Regions from separate parts of the Mus musculus genome. Here region 1 is linked to region 2. A link is a contact called in ENCODE Hi-C or POLR2A ChIA-PET data. All regions are on one chromosome and are shown on one strand. Each heading gives the region's core, a stretch centred on a gene start or an enhancer-like site at or near the end of the contact. The rest is flanking DNA. Distances are from core to core; before and after follow the strand shown.

Evidence for each region. Hi-C counts contacts between places; a loop is a spot of excess contacts on that map. ChIA-PET counts read pairs that join two places held with the same protein, here RNA polymerase II (POLR2A).
Region 1: a map of regulatory T cell shows a loop between it and region 2 (2.6-fold over the local background). The contact joins the promoter of Mpp4 here to the promoter of Als2 in region 2. A Hi-C loop is called at or near these places in 3 of 37 maps with a recorded cell type or tissue (T-helper 1 cell, T-helper 2 cell and regulatory T cell). POLR2A ChIA-PET finds 5 or more read pairs at or near these places in 4 of 5 experiments (Patski and embryonic stem cell).

The regions. Positions count from the first base shown.
Region 1 is chr1:59,160,203-59,162,902 of GRCm38, reverse strand. Mpp4 (membrane protein, palmitoylated 4 (MAGUK p55 subfamily member 4)) reads left to right here and starts at 1,267. Exons shown (of 22, transcript NM_145143.3): 1 at 1,267-1,371. Als2 (alsin Rho guanine nucleotide exchange factor) reads left to right here. Exons shown (of 34, transcript NM_028717.6): 34 at 1-147.
Region 2 is chr1:59,235,814-59,238,538 of GRCm38, reverse strand. Als2 (alsin Rho guanine nucleotide exchange factor) reads left to right here and starts at 1,308. Exons shown (of 34, transcript NM_028717.6): 1 at 1,308-1,384. It overlaps Gm33667 (predicted gene, 33667), which reads right to left and starts at 1,184. Exons shown (of 2, transcript NR_168353.1): 1 at 786-1,184.

The sequences.
Region 1 (2,700 bases), core at 18-2,517, 76 kb after region 2:
ATGACATGGGGCAGACTGTACTTTAAAGAGTGCTCAGTTTACAGTATTCTTTCTCCACATTGTAATCCATGCCTCAGACCTCAGGAACCCCTGGGGTTTTTAATTCACTTAACTACTAGCCAATTTCTGGCAAAGAGCAAGTTAATTCTGATCCCGATAACCCAGAGACAAAGGTCTCCAAGGAAAACTGCTGCTGTGAGTAAGACAGTTGTGGGCTTTGTTTTTGTTTAGGGAAGGGCTAGAGGAACAGGTTTAGGAGGATAGCACTGTCCGCATCTCTCCGCCTACCGTCTTCTGCCAGGCCGAGCTGCTCCCTGTGGAGAGGGACCAACTCTTTCTCATTTCGCATATTTTTAGTTTGTGAGCCAAGACACAAATGCCAGATTTGGCTAGTAAAGCCAAAGTAATTGAACACCTACCTCCTTCAGAGAAAGATCAGGAGGGGCTAATAGTGGGAATGGATGGAAACTTGGACAATAGGACCAGAGAAATTCTCAAATGGCAGCATGCCATCTCACATCTCTGAGAACCCGTTGCAATTCAATCTTCTAATTTCAGTTTTAAGAGAAGCTGCCTAACCACTGTATTTTCCTCATTCTACACAGTTCTTGAGTTGCAGCTTAAAACAATAAATTTTCATGTGTGTGTGGAAAACCCTAAATCTCCAGGCACTGTCTGTGACTAGAAATACCAGCACCTATGTAACTCACAGCAGCCCTCAGCAGTGCCAGTCTGGGGGCTCCCTTTCCCTATCGGTGAATAGCTATAGTTTGCTGTGTCTGCGCTGGGACTCCAACCCAGAGCTTCCCGACTTTCCTCTACTCTTTCCCACTGCCTATGCCCCGCAGATGTGTTCTGCATTAGGCCTTGAAAAGCTGAAGTTAAGAAAAGTAAAAGCCTCTGGTGGGTGTAGTGGCACACCTTTGTAGTCTGAGCCCTTGAGGGTGGAGGAAGTTCAGTTATCCTTGGTTATACACACAGTTTGAGGCTACCGGGGCTACATAAGACTCTGTCTCAAAAAAAAAAAACAAACTAAAAGTAGGAAAGATTTGAAGGGGGGCGATTGGTGTTTGTTATCTGGAAACAGTCAACAGAAATATTAAGGGCTTGTATGGGAGTGTAGTACTCATGTGAGAGAAAGCTCACTGTGGTGGAGGATAATGTAAATGAGATGTTCCCTTGCAGGGACAGCTAGGGCTGCTGCGGAGGCTTAGAAGAGGTCCAGGGTTAGCCTGCAAGGGCAGGATTATGCCAAAGAGGATGCACAGAGCTTTTCTCTAGAGCATCAGGTGACTGGCAGCTAGCAGCCTCCTGGTGCTTCCTGCTTGCTTCTCTCTTGCCAGGAGCAACACTGTGTTTTCATCCTTGCAGGTAAGAGTCTGCTCGCAATGCCGCATTTCCAGAAGGCACCAGCAGCAGCTACAGATAATCGTGGGTAGTCTGTGTTAAAGTGGTTGACTGTCCTACAGTACCATCTCTTAAGCGTGGCACAGTGCGTTGTCAAAGAGTTCAAGTGAAACTGTCCCATCTTCTGTGAGGGCCTTGGATGCAGAGGAAGCCAGCAGGCCATTTCTCAGGGAGGGTTGCATATGGGCTTTTTCAAGATTTCCATATTGAAAAATACTTTAGAAAACAAGCCTAGTGGGTAAGAGGTCAGGACTTTGAATAGCAATTGTTTTAAAGCAGAAGGAAATGCTTTAAATGTTTTAATTATAATGTTTAATTACAATTTAATTGTGTGTGTGTGTACGCTTGTGTGCAAGTGTGCGCGCATGCGTTTGTGGAAGCCCTGGTGCTTGTGGAGGTCAGAGAACAACTGAAAACAGCTCCCTCCTACCATGTGGGTTCAAAGTCATCAGACTTGGCAGCGAATGCATTTCCTGCTGAGCTACCCCAGAGACCCAAAGCTGAATTTTAAGGTAATGCTGCGTACATTCCAGGTATTCATGGTGACCACTTGCTTTATAACACAGTTTTTAATTGCCTTTTCTTATTCCCTACCTCTTTACCCTATAAATCACCTGTCTAGAATCCTTCATTCTGGCGCAATTCAAACCAAGGCACTTAAACACATAAGGTTATTATTTAAATCCACATAGTGCCCCACCAGTAATAAAAAGGATAAGGTAAAGAAAGATATAGCTTAGCTGGTAGAATGCTTGTGTGGCATATGTGAAGTCCAGGGTTCAGTTCCCAGCACCACATAAACCATTTGTGGTCACACATGCCTGTCACACAACCCCAGCCCTTGGGAGGTGGAGACCGGAGGATGAGAGCATCTGGTGATCCTTGACTAGAGAGAAAGTCTGAGGCCAGCATGGACTACATGGGACTCTGTCACCAAACAAACAGGAAACCAACCAAAAGCAAGATAGCTGAAAACAGCTCCCTCCTACCATGTGGATACTGTGTATTTAAGCGTGTGAGTGTGGATAGATAGCACAGAAGCACACATGTGAGCCTACACAAAACCCTGAAAGGATGTAGCAACTTTGAATGCAGGAGTAAATAGACTCCAGGAGTGCTGTGCTGTAGTGGTTTCCTGAGTCACAAGCAGGATTAGCGCTGATAGAATGATTTTCTGATTTGGTAGACTACTTGGTAAGGTTTAATGTGCAATGTGTTAATTCTTCAATTATGATGGTAGCGTTTCTTCAAATTTATTGGTTTCTTGCAAACTATTTTGTGTTTGTAAGAAGA
Region 2 (2,725 bases), core at 59-2,558:
CTCCTTTTGACTAGTGGACTAACAGGATAATGGGCCCCAAAGAACTAGATTTCCTCAAGAGTCTCACTGGAGAAGGAAGAGATTGGGTTTCTGGGTGCAAACCATCAGGAGAGCTTGGTTCTTAGTTCTGACAACTTGTCAGTTTGCTTTGCAGGACCAACCAAGATGTGTTTACCATGGGCAAGATCACACCTTGAGCCTTCTACTTATGTCAAGGCTCCAAAGATAGACTTAGGGGGTTTACTGAACCAGCCCCTTAGTTCTTTTTCCTAGTGCAGTCTCATTGAATAAATTTCTTTCACTGTTGTCTTTTTTAGCTGTGTTATGGAGGACAGGTAGCTTGTTAGGGCGGCCAGAGTCCAGGCTTCATTAACTGCAGGACATCCCTGGTTTGTACCATTTGGTGGCGCCATTCTCAAGGCTGTACACTTTTCTGTTCTAGCACTGAAGTTGATAAGGCTCTGGTGAGAGACCCTGAGTTGGAGGAACCAGTTGGGAATTTGTACGCAGGGGCATTCGATTCGGGGAATATATCTATCTTTAATGAGTAAATAAATGTAACTCTGTAGGTTCCGCGATGCACACTCTGTAGCAGCAGATTTCTCTCTGGCTTGTGTTCTGAGAGCATCTGTTACACAAAACATTCAAGGGAGCACTTAGGGGTGCAGCGGGAGGATTGCGACCGTGACAAGTATGGATGGTAGTGAGACTAAGAAGCAAGCAAAAACAATTTTAACGCTGTATATTGAGGAGCCCTGAGGAAATAGTTTCTTCCTACTCTTTACCGTTTAAGGTGGACACGCGGCAAAGGCACACTCGGGAAGAGATGACGTCATGCAGCTTAAAGGTAGCTCGTATTTTCACTTTTGTTATTTCTCTTGAGACACGTTCTCAAGGCTGGCCTCGAATTCCTGATCCTGCTGCCTTCATCTCACAAATGTTGGGATTACAGACGTGTGCAGCCATGTTCTGATAGGTAAGATTTTCTCTTCATTTCTCGCAGTTTGAGGAGGTAACAAAACTTGCAGTAGTTTCCATCCTCAAGCGCGGCCTATCGTTACCATGGAAACGCTTATTGAGTTAGGTCCTTTCACTGAGTCTTCGGTTGCTTCTAAAGTGCGCCCGCCCTAGGACGATTGGTTCTGCCCTGACTGAATGGTTTGCCTGCAGTCACTGATGCGTTCGGAGCAATCTTGATCCCTGTCGGACGCCGTCACCGGCTCTTGCCTAGCTCCACCCATTCTGCGGGCCCGCCTCTCCAGCCCGCCGCCGGAGGCCCCGCCCCTACCTGGAGGCCCCGCCCCCATGAATCAGCTGATCTCGCGTACCCGCGGTGCAGTCGGGCTCGCGCCGGGAGAAGAGCGCGGAGCTGCGGGAGCGTCAGGTGAGCCCGCGCGGGTCCGGGCGGTCCTTGGGTTCGAAGGCGGGTCGGCGGAGGTGCGGGAGCGCGCTGGGCTGGCCTGCGGGGACGGCGCCTGCCTGTGAAGAGCTCCGGACGTGGTGGCTCGGCCCGGGTCCCACCCTCCGGGTCCCAGCGCCCCACTGCCGTGGTCGGAGCTGTGTGGCATTCCTTCGGGTCCCCTCTTCCCGCCTCCACCCACGCTGCTTACGCCCATCCGCTCAGAGGGTTTTTTGAATGCCCACAGTGGGCGCCCAGCTGGCTAGACAGTGAACCTTGCTGAGTGTCCTAGGTGGGTTTGCCCCAGGATGCATATCGTGGGGAAAAGTGAAGGGGGGCGGGGAGGGTCTGTGGTTTGAAACAGCGTTTGCTGAAAATGAAAAGGACTTTGGTATTAATCAGTGGTAGTTTGACCAAATCCCTAAATGTATCAAGTCATCAAAGGAATCATCGTGAAGACAGGAAAGAACACTGGAGCGATCTTGAGGAAATGGTCCTCACATTGATGTTGGTCCTCCAGGTAACAGGGCTATTTGCAGACAAGCAACTGTAGATTTGTAGAGGCAAGCTACTGTTTAGTACTTCTGTGGTTACCAAAGAGGGAAAACACACTGGTTGAATTGGGTGGTCAAGAGCAGCACTTTCTTATAGATTAACTGACTGCTGTACCCAAATTAAGGTTGTTACTCTGTTGTTCTTATATTTGTATCTGTTTTTTAAATGACTGTCAAGGATAAACTTGTGTGATGTAGGTTTATTTGGAGCAGGTACAAAAATGCAAAAAAACAGTAGGCCATACTTTTTTGTTTTTTATCATATACCTGTATGTATTAGTGTTCTCTAGAGTCACAAAACTTATGAAATGTATATATTAAGGGAATTTATCATAGTGATATACAGTTTACAGTCCAACTAGCCCAACAACGGGAATGGGAAGTCCAAGAATCTAATAGTTGCTCAGTCCCACGAGGGTAGTTATTTTAGCTGGTCTTCTGGATAAGCTGGAATCCTGAAGAAGTAGGTTCCAATAGATTCGATGGCAAAGGAGTGCAGGCAGGCAAAGGAGAGAGAGCCTTCCTTCTTCCAATGTCCTTATGTAGGCCTCTAGCAGAAGGTGTGACCCAGATTAAAGGTGTGTGCCATTACCCCTGGATTTGGAATTTGCTTTGTCCCAGGCTAGCCTTGAACTCGGAGATCTGCTTGCCTCATTCTCCTGGGATTAAAGGCGTGTTCTACTTTGCCTGGGCCTAAGCTTTTCATGACCACTATGCCTCAAGACTTGTGTTGTCCCATGTCAAGATGTGGGTCAAAAGCCTGTGTAGTCTA